Linked DNA regions of Mus musculus: region 2 is linked to region 1. A link is a loop called in an ENCODE intact Hi-C map of the cell type or tissue named here. Cell type or tissue: gastrocnemius. All regions are shown on one strand.

Region 1 (8,000 bases):
AGCCTTTGTTGTATAAACCTTGCTTCCCAATTTAAACTAGCGGTTAAGTAAAATTAGCGACAGCCAATAAGGCGGGAGGTGGGGAGGGGATCGAGTTTGAGTTACCAGATTTGGGGGTCACAGGTAGGGACCACGAGGAGAAGGAGCACGTAGAAGGCAAAGAGGGAGAGGACAGGAGGTCTCTCTGAGTTATGACCAGCCCTGCCTAGGACACCAGACTGCTGGAGCAGAAAAAGCTCAGAGAATCAGCAAACAGCAAGTATTTGGGGAGCATAATTGGGGCAGTAGCCAAACTAGCATGAGAGATTTAGATTGGGGTATCCCCCAGTGATTGTGCAGAACCTGATAAATATCATATTATTTATGTCTCATTTTTTGAAGCCAGATGGACATAAGTTTAATTGTATTATTCTACATTGCTGCAAGGTTTTTTTGTTTCTTTGTTTTGTATGTTTATTTTGTTTTTTTTTGAGATAGGGTTTCTCTGGGTAGTCCTGGCTATCCTGGAACTTCCTCCATAGACCAAGCTGACCTCAAATCAGAGATCCTTTTGCCTCTGCCTACCAAATGCTGGAGTTAAAGGCCTGCCTAGTGGGTTGGTGCAGGTTTGAGGAAGTGTAGGCTACACAGTGAGTTCTAGAGCAGTTCCAGCTCTGTAGGAAACCTCTGTCTCAGGAAAGACTGCCAGGCCGGTGAGATGGGCTTCATCAAGTAAGGATGTTTGCTGCACAAGCCCTGACAGCCTGAAACTTGGTGGCTGGAACCCAGGTAGAAGTACAGTTTGAGAATCAGCTGCACAGGTTTGTCCTCTGGCCTCCTTAAGTGCACCGTGGTGCGCATACATACGCGCGCGCACACACACAAATAATAATTAAAAAATAAACTGAAAAAAAAGTCCTTGCTGCTAAGCCTCAATCTTCAGGCTAGAAGGAGAAAACTGACTGAAGCGGGCAGTGGCACACATGCCTACACTCACACAATAAATACAATCAATTCTCTTTTTTTTTTAGTTATTAAAAAAAAAAGAAAGAAAGAAAAAAAGATTGCTGGGTGGTGGTGGCGCACGCCTTTAATCCCAGCACTCACTCGCAAGGCAGAGGCAGGCAGATTTCTGAGTTCAAGGACATCCTGGTCTACAGAGTGAGTTCCAGGACAGCCAGAGCTACACAGAGAAACCCTGTCTCGAAAAACCAAATAAATACATAAACAAACAAACAAACAAACAAACAAACAAAATACAAAAAAAAAATTGATGGCCATTACAGCTGGGAAATTCCAGCTCCTGATTAATAATATTTTACAAATACTTATTTTAATTCCCCCCACCTTTTCCCCTCCCCCGAAAAAGTGGTGTTTTTTTTTTTTTTTTTTTTTTCTTTTTTTGTGGTAAAGTGAGTGCCTCGGATGTATTAGGCACTGGATTCAATCCCTGGCACCGATAGACAAACCTGGAAAGGTTGTCAGGGTACCTGTATGGGAAAGGGGCAGCCCGGGGCTGTCACTGGTCCGAACCTTCTCAGATGCCCAGGTGACTTTACCCTCTTTCTCTTCCCTCTGTGGGGTAGGAGGAGCTGGAGCGAGACAAGAGGGTCACTTGGATTGTGGAGTTCTTTGCCAACTGGTCTAATGATTGCCAATCCTTTGCTCCCATCTATGCGGACTTGTCCCTCAAGTGAGTATGCACACTGAGGCGTATGAGTAACAGAAACGCAGTAGCTAGCGCCTTTCCTTTGTCCTTAAACTTCACACATCCAAAGTTGTTTTTCCCTTTCTTACCTAGGTAGCTATGCTTTGACTTCCCTCCATCCATCCCTTTATTTTTCCGTATGTTAAATACTATATTTTTTCGCAGGTACAACTGTTCAGGGCTAAATTTTGGGAAGGTAGATGTTGGACGCTACACTGACGTTAGCACACGGTATGTAGATGCTTGGGCTAAAGACCTGAGTGAGGATTCCTGGAGTGATGTAAGTGATGTATACAGGTGCACTACTCAGAGTCCTCGTCTGGCCCTGTAGGTACAAAGTGAGCACATCACCCCTCACCAGACAGCTCCCTACCCTGATTCTGTTCCAAGGCGGCAAGGAGGTCATTCGTCGGCCGCAGATTGACAAGAAAGGACGAGCTGTCTCTTGGACCTTTTCTGAGGTAGGTGAAACACATGGGCAGTGGTTTGGAGAAAGATACACAACAGTGATTGGGCTTTATTCTTAGTCTGGGTTTAATCCCGAATTCTGACACTGGCCCACTGTTTTTTGAGGATGTAGATTAGTTACAGGATGTCACCTATTAAGTCAGCAGGTTTATGTTATATGCTGCTAATGCTGAGGAAAAATGATAAAGACTTGGTCTGTGAAGTGCCTGTATTCATTCTGTAGCCAATTAGGTTCCTCATCGCTAAACTTGAGTAAGTGGGAGGCAGTACCACCTGGCTCATATTGCTTTACAGTTGCAGGTAGATAGAATTCTTGGCACAATAACTGGCCTCTAGTGAACACTTAAGTATCAGAAAAGAGGTAGGTTAGGGCAGGTCGCTGCCCTCTGACTTACAGGTTGTGCTTAGTTAAATACTTCCTGCTCCTGCTCTCTGAACTTTACCTTCTCACCCAGCCGTTGATGTGTTCATCTCTTTTGCATAGGAGAATGTGATTCGAGAATTCAACTTGAATGAGCTATACCAACGAGCCAAGAAGCACTCAAAGGGTGGAGACATGTCAGAAGAGAAGCCTGTGGACCCTGCTCCCACTACTGTGCCAGATGGGGAAAACAAGAAGGACAAATAGGATCCTGCATTGTTTTTGCTTCCTCTCCTGTCAATTTCAGGAACCTTTGAGGCCCAGTTCCAGCTATAACCACAATCCTTGCCTGAGGCCTTTTGATTTCTGTTTGGCTGTGCCTGGGTAGGGGCACTGTGCCTGCTTCTGATTTTGAAAGAAGCATCCTGGAAACCATGAAGTATTCTACTATGAAGGGCGCATCTGCCCTGGTCAGCTGTTTCTCGAAGGGAGTGATCTTATCGATAGAGGTAGAAATGGTTTCCCTCCAAGGTTGGGTCAATGTGTAAATTGCTATTCAACACTTGGATATTACCAGTCTGTGGTTTAATTATTCCTCCTAGTGAGCTTGCAAAGCATAGACTAAATTAAACCCTAATGTTAGATGTCAGTATAAAGCCCTTAGAATTTTTCCTCAAGGACCCCTTCTTCCTTTAGGCCTTTCTGTCTTGATCTGTGCATTAAGAAATTTAAGTTTGGGGCTGGAGAAATGGCCCATCGATTAAGAAAGAGCACTGGTGGCTGCTTTTCCAGAGATCCTGAGTTCAATTCCCAGCAACCACATGATGGTTCATAATGGGATCTGATGCCCTCTTCTGGCATGCAGGCAGAATACTATATATAGTAAGTAAATCGTAAAGAGAAAGGAATTTAAGGGGTTGGAGAGATGACTCAGTGGCTAAGAGAATTGGCTGTTCTTCCAGAGGACCCAGGTTTGATTCCTAGCAGCACATAGAGGCTAAACCACCTGTAACTCTAGTCTCAGGGGCTCCAACATCCGCCCTTGACCTTGGCTGGCACTGTATGCATGTAGTGCACAAACACGTGACGGAGGAACACATAAAAGGCTTGTATGTGTTATCATTTAAGGTCACTGTTCCCAATTAAAAGCCTTCAACCATGATTTTCATCATTGGAAATAGAATTGAATGGCCACCCTGTGTTGTGGGAACTGAGAAGGGCAATATAAACCTGAGAGGTTCCTTTGTGTGGTGGGGCCTGAAGAAGAAAGCCCCACGGCTGGACAGCTGTTCTCTCCTCCTATCCCACCGCTTCCCCTAATAAAGGGACTGTTCTTTTGATTGCCTTGCTGTTTTTCCTTTACTAGTGGGCAGCTGCCGGGGGACTGCTTTTTTTGTTTGTTTGTTTGTTTTTTTAATCCTAAAATTGAATATCAAACCCAGGGACTCTAAAAGCCAAACACCTCTAGACCTCAACTTCCTTTTTAAGGTTGTGGATGAGGGCCTTGATCAGTTGGAGAAATGAACCCTAACTCACCATCCTCTTGATTTCACCTGGGTGTCTGAGAAGATAGGCACCAGCTACAGCGTCTGGATTGTAAATGGCTCGGGTTCAAATACACTTAACCGGTCCGTTTTTGTTTCACCGCATGGAGATGTGGAGTAACAATGTCGGTGCGAATTAGAATTCTGTAGTCTATGTACAAACGCCCTGGAAATGTGGAGTAGACTTCCCTGAGATTGGTCTGGGGATCCTTGGGTAGGAGGTATAGATACCGAAAACCCCCAGCCAAAGGAGGCTTTCAAGACTCCTCCGTCTCCGCCCAAGACAGACCCCCTCAGTGCTGTACAATGTTGGTTTGATCCGGATTTCCGCGCCGACTCCCTTTTGATAGCGTAGTTGGGCTTGAAGGGCCCGCCTTCAGATCACGTGTCCTTCCCCCCACCCCCGCACATTTCCCTTTGCTGCGAGATTTGAACTTTGCATCTGTGATTCCCGGCTGCTGGTTTGTCTCTCCGGAGTTGCATCGCCCCTTATTCCACCAACGCGCCATCCCCGAAATCCGTGCCATGGCCCCCCACGGAAGAAAGCGTAAGGCGGGGGCCGCGCCTATGGAGACGGTGGACAAGCGCGAGAAACTGGCGGAGGGCGCGACCGTGGTCATTGAGCATTGGTGAGGGGTTGGGGAGTCGAGGAGGGCGGGAAAGAGTTGGCTCTGGCGGCTGAGACCAGAGAGACCCCATTTGCAATCGCTTGTGTCTGTAGTACGAGCTGACGCGTGTACGGCCGCCATGCTGCTGCCTTGAGCCAGGCTCTGCAACTGGAGGCCCCAGAGCTACCTGTGCAAGTGAACCCGTCCAAACCGCGGAGGGGCAGCTTCGAGGTGACGCTGCTGCGCTCGGACAACAGCCGTGAGTGGAGGCCGCGATGGGGGGTGGGTGGGGGTGGGGCGAGAAGCGACTCCCGGCCACCTGATAACTGAGGGGAGGGGGTACCAATGAGTACCACCATAATTTGGCTTTATCCCATCCTTTCCCAGGTGTTGAACTCTGGACTGGTATTAAGAAGGGCCCTCCACGAAAGCTCAAATTTCCTGAGCCTCAAGAGGTGGTTGAAGAATTGAAGAAGTACCTTTCATAAAGAGGTTGGGAAAGAGTCCTCATGTTGAGGTTTGCATCGTGACCAGGGCATGCACACTGGGATAGACAGGGAACGTCTCCTTACCATTTCGGTGTATTTTTCATGGGATTTGGGATTTTCGAAGAGGAGCTAAATTGTAGAACTCCTGCTGATAACACTCCCGACCCCCAAACAAATCTAAGAGCCATTTGTACTCTCTTGAGTTAGTTAAGTCTTAGCCTGAGGGCACAGGCAAGTTTTGTTTGCTAATTCAGTTTTCCACCTCTGGTGTTATTTTAATTCTATGAGTCTATTGCAAATCAATAAATTCAATAAAGTGTGGCTTACTTGTAGTTAAGGTTTTTCTCCCTTGTATTGACAGCCTCTTTGCTGTTACTTCACTTTACCTGGCTTTTCTGTGTTTTGTTAGTAATCTGAGATAAGATAGCCTCAACCCATCCCGCTCGTACCCCCACTTCTTGGTTACATGGATTTTATTTTTGTCCCGTGTTTCATGCATGTTGACTGATCACTGATGGAAGGTGAAGTTAATGAGCTCCAGAGTTGTAGGTGGGGATGGGCTTGTCTCCTGGTCCTTGTGATGGAACCCTACTCTGATGTTCCCTTCTCTGTTTGCAGCTTTCAGTCCCTGGAGATGTTGAAGCATTTATGATGGTGCATGGCCAAACTTAAGCTATGCACCTGAAGCCATAGTTTCTTCCTCACCAGAAGTGATGGTTCAGTTGTGAGGCAGCCCTCCAGCAAGACATTGTAAAAGTGTTTCAATTGTTTAATAAAAGGTCAAGTATCTGAGAATAAGGAGCAAGTTTAAATTTTGTCTTAAAGAATGGGTAGAACCAGCTTTGTGGGGCTGTTGGTCTGTATTTTTCAGAGTGCAAAGTAACTCGTGTCTGGAAATTGTAAGGCCTATGGTGAAACACTTATAAAACAAGAATGTTGCTAGGTTTGGTGGTGTATACCTGCAATCTCAGCACTTTGAAGTCTCACAGGGGGACTGGGCCAATCTGGCCTACCAGAGACCCTTGCTTAAAACAGAACCACAGCTGGGCGTGGTGGCGCACGCTTTTAATCTCAGCACTTGGGAGGCAGAGGCAGGCACTCTAGTTCGAGGCCAGCCTGATCTAGAGTGAATTCCAGGACAGCCAGGGCTACACAGAGAAACCCTGTCTCGAAAAGCAAAAAAAACAACAAAAAAACCAGCCAAACAAATGAAAACCAAAACCACAAAGCAAATCTGTTTTTTAAAAGCAACTACTTTTAATCTACTTCTCAGAAGTGGTCGTGGAAGTAACATCTTTCTAGCTTCTGTGGCAGCTTTTCCTTGACTTCCCATACTGGCAGTGAGTAAGCCCCATAGGCTGGGCTTAGAGGCACAAGCCTGTAACACTAGCTACAGGAGGCTGAGGCAGAAGTCAAAGTTCAAAGCCAGCCTGGGCAATTTAGAGATTCCACTCATTTCAGTGTTCTACTTAACATGGCTTCATTCCTTCTCAAACCTTCTTTGAATACAACCACAAACAGTGCTTGAAGTTCCCTGAATTTTCAGTGACTATAAGATATCTCATGAATTGAGAGGCTACTCATAACTATCCTTATGACCTGAGTTGGGTACCACATAGTTTTGTCACTGAAAAATGGATTACAAAGAAATTGCTTTGTTCATAATTTTCTAACCATGGTATTGCTGTTTGACTTCTGCCTGGTGCGGAAACCTGAGGAGGGGAGATCAGTTCTGAGGAGGTGCTTGCTTTTCTGCCAAGAACGCCTTCTGTTGATGAACAGTTATCACCCTCCCAGGAACTCTAACCTGCCCTCCTGCCTCCACTATGTTAGTATATCTACCTCAGTTTCTGACTCTGAGGAAGGGTCAGGCCAAACAGAGGGAACACTAGTGGGCCCCAGCTTCTTTTCCACTGTCCAGTCTACCACATCAATCTCTTCATCTTCAGAACTGCCAGGAAGTGGGTCCAGCTGTTCAGGGTTGGCAGACACTTCTCTGACTGCCTTGGGAACAGGACACAATACGTCATCCATGCCTAGGGACACTTCCAGACCTGTCTCTGCCCAGTCTGAGCATGGAGGAGAGAGATGATTATAAGATCTCTGCGAAGGGTCAGAGGAGTCAAAGTGGAGAAGTTTTTCTCCCTGACCATCCAGTGGCTGGGAGCTGGTAATTTCAAGGTCTGGAGTCCAAGAGCCTCTTAGTGAAAGTTCCTCTCTACTCACCTCAGAGGGCATGACAAGGGGGCTAAGGGGCTCAAATGATTCTGTGTTCTCAGAGCGCATGACAAGGGGACTAAAGGGCTCAACTGGCTCTTTGTTCTCACTAACTGGTTCCTTTTCCAATCCTGTGAGGTCTCTGGGCCAGAGTTCCATGTCTGGCAAACACCATTCTTCCCCTTCAATCCAATTCTTTCCTGTTTCTGACAGGTGATAACTTGGGGTTCTGCAGCCTTCAGCCCCAGGACTCTCCAAAGATCCTACTGGTGGCTCAACATCTGAGCCACATAGCATAAAATCAAAAATCTCTTCCAGTTCACTGGTAGCTGCAGCACTTGTGATTCGATACTGCTCAGCCTCACAAGGTTGGCCAAGCAAGGTTGTGTCGAATGTGTAGGGCTCTCTGCAGTCAATATTCAAGTCAGATTCCTTCCCTGTCAGCATTGGACTAGACCCAAACTCTGACTTCACCATAGGGTGGTCTGGGGAGTGGCTAGCAGAGAGCAGAATGTCTTGAAGCCTAGGGCTCTCTGGGGAGTCCTGACACAGTTGTATTCTAGCAGGTATTTCCTGCTCATTAACTGAGGACAGCAGAGTTCCAGAAGGCTCTTCTACATCTGAGGG
Region 2 (8,000 bases), 53 kb after region 1:
TTTTGGAAATTAAAAAGGTACCATTTCAAATTATAGTTTTGCTGATTTTTTTTTTAATCATTGGCTTTTCTCATGGTATTCCTATCTCATTTGATCCTCCAAAAACTGCAATTGTTTTGAGGGAGAGCATAATTTTACATTGTAGAAAAGCTTACCTAAAATCTAACTGAGGAGATGAACGAATCTGATGAATAACAAAATCTTTGTTGGGCCTGATGGGGCAAATCTAATCTTAGTGTCTTAGGAGGCTGTGGCAGGAGGATCAAAAGTTTCAAGGCCTCCCTGGGAGATTGCTGGAACCTTATCCCAAAGTAAAAGTAGGAGGAGGCTCCAAATGTTTTCAGTGGCAGGTGGGGTGCTTGCCTAGCTACCCAAAACAAAGCAAAAACCTGGTATTTTTATTATTTTTTAAAATCCGTATCTTTACTGAGTAAGCTGTTCTTTTTGAAGTATTGCTCCAGTGTAAATATTACAGTTAACACAGTTAATATCCAAGTCGGGGACCAGAATGGGAGGTAACCTGCTGTCCCAGTCACTGCAATGTCAGCATGATTCTAGTTACCTTTTTAAACTTATATGTGTTAGATAGCTAGTACTAGGAAGTTTTATTTTCTGTCCTTTTACATGTGGTCCTAGTTGACCTGGAATTTGCTGTGTATATTAGGGTAGGCTTGAATTTACAGGTCTGCATGCATTTGCCTCTTGAGTGCTGGGATTAAAGGTGTACACTACCATGCCCTGCCTTTTTGTACAAGTATTAAAGATGACAACCATTTTTTATTAAAAACCCCTGAGGACAATGGGAGATGCATGAAGGCCTCCTGTCTCTAGAGGCACCTGTGTTTCTTACTAGAATAGATTGTTACTACATAGGTTCAGTTGTATTTTCACTCTTTTCTCTCTCATAGGATCACAACCACCTTCTGTACAGCACTATCCCCAGGATGCAGGAGCCAGGACAGATTGTGGAAACCTACACCGAGGAGGACCCTGAAGGAGCCATGTCTGTTGTTTCTGTGGAGACCACAGATGATGGGACCACTAGACGCACGGAGACCACAGTAAGCTGAGATTTTCGTGTCTTAGAATGATAGGTCCTCTGTGGTATTTTAGTAGAGAAGCTAACGAGTTAAGTGAGCCAAAGCCACTGTCTGCCAGAAAGAAAGTGATGCCTGGGCAAAGAGACAAGGTAAAAGAAGTTCAGGAAGTGGGAAGAGAGGAGGAGTATGACAGTTACAGTAGCTTCCGGAGAGGATGTTAGTGATTGGGCAGTTTTTTTCCATTGAGGGCTTCTGTAGGATGGAGAAGAGATATAGATGACACACACTTCTGTATAAAGACCTAGAGGGTAGGGTTTCTATCTTAGAGTACTGTGGAATTTAAACTTAGATTCTTTATTTCCTCAATAGTTGGTTTTCCTTTTCTTATTCCTTAAATGAAGGTCAAAAAAGTTGTGAAGACAATGACAACTCGGACAGTACAGCCTGTCCCCATGGGGCCAGACGGGCTGCCCGTGGACGCCTCAGCAGTCTCCAATAACTATATCCAGACCTTGGGCCGTGATTTTCGCAAGAATGGCAATGGGGGCCCTGGTCCCTATGTGGGGCAAGCGGGCACTGCCACTCTTCCTAGGAACTTCCACTATCCTCCAGATGGGTATGGCCGACACTATGAAGATGGTTATCCAGGTGGCAGTGACAACTACGGCAGTCTGTCCCGGGTGACCCGAATTGAGGAGCGGTATAGGCCCAGCATGGAAGGCTACCGGGCACCCAGTAGACAAGATGTCTATGGGCCCCAGCCCCAGGTTCGAGTAGGTGGAAGCAGTGTGGACCTGCATCGTTTTCATCCTGAGCCTTACGGGCTAGAGGATGACCAGCGCAGCATGGGCTATGATGACCTCGATTACGGCATGATGTCTGATTATGGTACTGCCCGTCGGACAGGAACACCCTCTGACCCTCGACGACGCCTCAGGTGGGCAGGAGTGGGGGAAGAGGTAGCTTTAGGGACTCCTAGAGGTCACTAAGCACCTGTCTGCTCTGAGGGCTCTTCCTCCTAGAGCTGATCTTTGCTGGCTGAAGATGCCATGCTGACTGTTTGGATGCGTAGTTGCCATGGAGGAAGATTTTACAATGGGATTGATTGGTCCTCACTCCCTTTCTTTCTTCCTTCCCTTTCTTTATTCTTGTTATTGTTGAGACAGGGTATCACTATTTAGCTCTGGCTGGTAGACCTTTTTTAAAGGACCCATTTTAGGCTTTGTGTGCTGTTCATTAGTGCCTTTGTCATGTCTCTTGTCGGGATTTCATATTTTTAAAAGGTTATTTTAAAAACTCTTACTTATGGGTGTGCACAAAAAAACATGTTTGGTCTTGGGCTGCAAACATTACTTTAAAATCAGGGTCTATATTTTCCAAGTTAAGAAATAAAGGAAGGCTTATAGTTATCTTGATAGTGAGGGTGCCCTGGCAGCTGTTCTCAGTCTTTGTAAGTAGGTTCATGACCTTCCAAAGCAAAGGTCTTGGCACTTTCCAAATGTATATTAGGTGGTATTGGCTAACCATAAACTGAATTAGTCTGGGACAGGAGTAGAGGCCCTATTATCTAAGCCTGAGTCACTGACACTCTTCAGATGGCGTGGTTAGCAAATTCAACTCCCATGTGACTCACCTTTTATTCCTAAAGGGGCACCAGATCTTAGCTGGTGTAAGCTAGCTAGGGTAGATAGATAGCAGCTATCATTAGAAGAGTCTGCCCAAGGAGTGGGGCTGAAGTCTGCTTGCTCTGACTTCCTCAATAGCCAAGAGAGATTAGACACAGGTGGGTGTGGATGACCAGACTGTTCCCTGCTGTCCTTTGAAGTGCCAGTCACATAGAGCGGGTTTGGGGCTTGGTTCTTGGGTTTATTCCAGGGTGACATTGAGTTTGGAATCCTGCTTGACTAGCAAGATTCTTGACTAGAAGAATTCTGCTTCCTGTTTCGGCCTTCAAGAATAGTGCAAGGTCAAACTTTCATAGCAAGGCAGTGATTAGTGGCAAAAGCACTGAACTTGAAAACCCTGGTTTTAGTTTGCCTCTGCCATTATCTATAGAGCCTTAAGCAAGTTATTGGGTCATTTGTGCAGTTTTGTTATTTGTGAAAGAATCTTGATCTACTGCCTATGAAAGAAGGAAGTATAAAGATAGACTTCCTTGAGTGACTGAAACAAAATCTGGCAGTGGCAATTATTTTTATAGTTGCTTGTCTTAAACAAGAAAAGTAAAATATGCTCAGCATACAGCCTAAAACACCATTCTCTCATGGACAGTTTGGTGTTTCTTGGGGTTTTCTTGAAAACATGTATCCTGTTTTCTCATTAAAAGGAAATATTTTTTCATATAGTGTTTAGCAATCTGCTTTTAAAACAAAACAACTTACTTTATTTTGTTTAAATGACATTTTAAGTTTAAAGGTGCCTTTACTATCAACCCCCTACTTCCCTTGGTTTTTCAAGACCAGGGCTGTCCTGGAGCTTTCTCTGTAGACCAGGCTGGCCTTGAACTCATAGAGATTTGCCCTGCCTTTGTCTCCCAACTACTGAGATTAAAGCCATGTGCCACTACTGCCAAGTCTATTTATTTTTTAATGAAATGATTTGTTCTACTGAGTTTTTTATTGTTTAATGATCAGTGTTGATACCTGTTAGGTAGGCTAATTTTCAATGTTTGGTGACTGTGGGAGTGGTTTTATGGAACAAGCAAGTCTTATTTGGAGAGTCCTACACAATAGAGTCCCCTATCCCAGTGGGAGCCCGGGGGGGGGGGGGGGGGGTTGGGTTGGTGGTGAGTGAGGTGAGCTCATAGATAATAGGGTTCTTCCTTTGTACTTATAAATAACAGTGTGACAGGCTCACCCTCTAGTGGGTATTGATGGTACTGAAACAGGAAGTGTTGCTTCTCATCTGACATCTTTCAGTTTCTTCTTCTGATCCAAGAGCTGGGACATTCCAATATATGTTGGTGTATAGGTGCCATTTGGCAGACATGGAAATGTAGAAGTTGAAGGATGGAACTCTTCTTGGAACATACCTGTCTGACTGAATAGCACGTGAGGCCCTGGGATGAACTGTGACAGCTAGTGTTCAAGTTTATGCCTCAGTAGTACTAAAGCTAACTCCTCAACAATATAGCCAGAAGTCCTCTGTTTTTCTTGATCAGTGCCTCTTCAATTTCCAAAATAGGGCGAGCTTAATAGTTTTGTTCCACTAGCTCTTTCCTGTGTGCGGATTCCTTGTGTGTTCTCTTTGTGATGAACGTTCCACATACTTGTCTTTCTCAATCAGCAAACTTCACAGGTTACTTTTTAAAATTTATTTATTTATTTATTTATTCATTCATTCATTCATTCATTCATTCATTGGTTTTTTGAGACAGGGTTTCTCTGTGTAGCCCTGGCTATCCTGGAACTCACTTTTTAGCCCAGGCTGGCCTCGAACTCAGAAATCCGCCTGCCTCTGCCTCCCAAGTGCTGGGATTAAAGGCGTGCGCCACCACACCCGGCCACAGGTTACTTTTAAGTTATTAAAATTGGACCCAGGGAGAGAGTTCAGTTGGTGAAATGCTTTTTGCACAACATGAGGACCAGGATTTGAGCTCCAGTACCTACATAACAAGCTAAGCTCTGTGGTGGCAGAGATAAGAGGATCCTTGGGTCCTGCAGGACAGTCAGACTAGTTTATCAGCAAGCTTCAGATTTGGGAAGAAACTCTGTCTCAAAAAAAAATAATAATAATAATGTCGAGGGACATTGAGAGTACTTGCACTTGCTCACAAAATTATTAAAAATTGACCATACAGAGGAGACACATGATCTCTGTAGAGCTGTGATCCTACCTTGAAGATGATTGGTAATAGGAATGTCTATGAAGCCAGATTTAACTGCTTGGTTCTTTGTTCTTTCAAAATTGCAGGAGCTATGAAGACATGATTGGTGAAGAGGTGCCGCCTGATCAGTACTATTGGGCTCCTTTAGCTCAGCATGAGCGGGGCAGTTTAGCAAGCTTGGATAGTTTGCGAAAGGGAATGCCCCCACCTTCAAACTGGAGACAGCCTGAGCTGCCAGAGGTGATTGCCATGTTAGGCTTCCGCTTGGATGCTGTTAAGTCCAATGCAGCTGCATACCTGCAGCACTTATGCTACCGCAATGACAAGGTGAAGACTGACGTGCGGAAGCTCAAGGGTATCCCGATATTGGTAGGATTGTTAGACCATCCCAAAAAGGAAGTGCACCTCGGAGCCTGTGGAGCTCTCAAGAATATCTCTTTTGGACGTGACCAAGATAACAAGATCGCCATAAAAAACTGTGATGGTGTTCCTGCTCTGGTCCGATTGCTCCGAAAGGCTCGTGATATGGACCTGACTGAAGTGATTACTGGTGAGTGCCAGGTTAGAGGTCACTGTTAATCTATAGACAGGTATGGATCTAGAACTTTCTAGACTCTTAACTTTTAATTAATTTATTGAATAATTAATTCTTTTTGAGTCAGGGTCTCACTGTGTAGCTCTGGCTGGCCTAGAACTCACTATGTTGAGCAGGTTGGACTTGAACTTGAAGTAATCTACCTGCTTCGGCCTCCCAAATTCTGTGATAAAAAGCATACACTACCATGCCTGGCCAATCCATTATCTTTTGATTATAGGTTCCGAGGTAGTGAGTAGCCTTGGGTCAAATCTGCTTTACAGATTTGATTGGATGACACATGACACACGCAATATTCTCCAACACATTGTGCATACCTGCATGTTTTCTTGTTTTTTTGAGGTAAAGTCTTTCTCTATGTAGGCAAGTTCTAGAACTCACTATGTAGCTTAGGCTGTCTTCTCACAGAGATCCACTTGCCTCTGCCTCCTGAGCTCTAGGATTAACGAGTGGGCCACCATTTCTGGTGCAGTCTGTTATTTTTGACCAACTATAGTAGTAGAGAAACTTGTTTTCCAAAGACACAAGCTGGAGAGCAATTGCCATTTATCCACAACCTTATAATCTGTTTTAAATGTGTACCTTTCTTGACTCAAGCAGCCTGTTCCATTTAGAAATTTGAGTTTATGGCCATTTATTTGGAATAATTTTCCAGATTATACAAGGTGATCCGTTTTGTGGGGGTATAATCACCATTCCAGAAAGAAAAAGAAATATTGGTTCTTAATTGGCAGGATATTTTTGCCCCAAGAGGACATCTCCATTGCTGCAGTTGCTTTTGGTTGTCATAACTTGAGGTTAGGTAGAGCATGTTCTTGGCATCCAATGAGTAAAGGCTAGGGCCTGATTAACGGGCAAGCATCCAACAATAGACAGGACAACTTCCCACAGCAAAGAATTATGTGGTCCAAAGTGACTGTGTTGCTGAGCTAAAGAAACTGGTGTAGATTGTTTTGTAAAGCTATTTGTGCCTATATTAAACTATACTATAAAATACATATTACCATGGGCCAGAAGCCTGACTAATACTACATGGAGTCCTAGACTCTGTAATGGGTAAATCTGTGGTCATTGACGAAGAAGGAATAGAATAGGGCTGCCTCTGATATTCTGCAGACATACTGTCTTGGGTGCTAAAGAGCTCTCTGAATTGTCCCTGTCAGGAACCCTGTGGAATCTCTCATCCCATGATTCAATCAAAATGGAGATTGTGGACCATGCGCTACATGCCTTGACAGATGAAGTTATCATTCCACATTCTGGTTGGGAGAGAGAACCTAATGAAGACTGTAAGCCACGGCATATTGAATGGGAGTCAGTGCTTACCAACACTGCTGGCTGCCTTCGGTAAGTGGAGGTTTTCAAGACTATAAAGATTCAATTTTTGCTGGAGTTGGTAGTGCTGGCCTATAAACCTGTCAGACCCTGTCTCAACAAGGGATGTGGTTTGGCTGCAGATAGAATGGAACTCGTTGCTAAGGTGCTTCCCTGGGTGCAGTCTCCAGTCCCATACATATATGCATGCACCCCAGTTGGACACTTTTTCTTTTTTTTTTTAAATTAGAAGTTGAGTTTCTGTTTGTTTGTTTGCTTGCCTGCTTCTTTTAATTATGATTATTTTGTGGTACTGAGGACCAAATTCAAGACATTGCATGTTCTAGGCAACCTTTACTCTACCTTGTGTGTACTCGACCTCAGCCTACCTGCCTTTGCTTCTTTCTTGTGTGTACCATGTTTATCGGCTTGTGTGTTTATTCCCTCTTCCTGTTCACTTTTTATTCCTCTTTGATTTTGTTCATCTAATTAGGTAAACGCCTTTTTAGAGCCTCCCACATACAAGCTTCTTACCTAGTTGTGGATTTTTGTGTCTTGGTTCCTGTCATGGTCATCTGTATTTCAAATTAAACACCTTTGTCATTGTCTGTATTTATTTGTGCTGCTATATAACAAATGACTTCTGGCTAGATTTACTGATGTTGGTTCTGCCCTCCCCACAAACCCATTTTTTTTTTTTTTTTTTTTTTGTGGTGCTGGGTATTAAACCCATTGCCTTGTATAATCTTGGGTAAACTATCTGCCACTTAGCCTGAAAGAGGGTGTCAGATCCTCTGGAGCTACAACCTTTGTGTGGGTGCTGAGGGTTGAACCCAAGTCCTTAGAAGAGCATCCAGTGCTAGTGCTCTTGACGCTGCCTGCCTGTTCCAGTTCCTGGTATGCATGTTTTTCAACAGGACTTCACAAGCTTGAGAAAGCTCAGCAGACAGACTTTCAGTCAATTTCCAACTGCAGTACCTTGCTTTTAAGTATCAATTGCCTATTGTACTGAATACAAAAGGTTTTAAGGAAGCTTTCGATGGAAATGAAGAACAATATCTGTGGGGGGCACTTTATGGATTTAAGTCCTCTACTTAATTTTGTGTTTCCCTTAGGAACGTAAGCTCAGAGAGGAGTGAAGCCCGGAGGAAACTTCGGGAATGTGACGGCTTAGTTGATGCCCTCATTTTCATCGTTCAGGCAGAAATTGGGCAGAAGGATTCAG

The links. Hi-C counts contacts between places; a loop is a spot of excess contacts. Peaks named below come from ENCODE experiments on the same cell type or tissue, not always from the same donor. Only the 100,000 strongest peaks of a DNase experiment are listed, where the experiment ranks them.
Region 2: it touches region 1 in a loop (3-fold over the local background); 28 of 42 quality-filtered maps call a loop at or near these places.

Annotation. Positions count from the first base shown.
Region 1 is chr2:84,667,172-84,675,171 of GRCm38, reverse strand. It overlaps Btbd18 (BTB (POZ) domain containing 18), which reads right to left. Exons shown (of 5, transcript NM_001145100.1): 5 at 6,391-8,000. The coding sequence ends at 6,981. Selenoh (selenoprotein H) reads left to right here and starts at 4,464. Exons shown (of 4, transcript NM_001033166.3): 1 at 4,464-4,689; 2 at 4,782-4,927; 3 at 5,056-5,185; 4 at 5,775-5,957. The coding sequence starts at 4,586. The coding sequence ends at 5,156. It overlaps Tmx2 (thioredoxin-related transmembrane protein 2), which reads left to right. Exons shown (of 9, transcript NM_025868.4): 6 at 1,566-1,672; 7 at 1,853-1,918; 8 at 2,019-2,148; 9 at 2,640-3,861. The coding sequence ends at 2,783. In gastrocnemius, no CTCF peak of the experiment used is centred here; a DNase peak (open chromatin) is centred at 4,430; H3K4me3 peaks cover 1,508 bases; H3K27ac peaks cover 1,260 bases.
Region 2 is chr2:84,613,896-84,621,895 of GRCm38, reverse strand. Ctnnd1 (catenin (cadherin associated protein), delta 1) reads left to right here. Exons shown (of 19, transcript NM_001085450.1): 4 at 909-1,061; 5 at 1,442-1,977; 6 at 4,953-5,416; 7 at 6,625-6,808; 8 at 7,891-8,000. Among named protein-coding and RNA genes, the nearest start is that of Ctnnd1, 33 kb to the left of the region's middle. In gastrocnemius, a CTCF peak has its summit at 3,917; a DNase peak (open chromatin) is centred at 3,915; H3K27ac peaks cover 1,417 bases.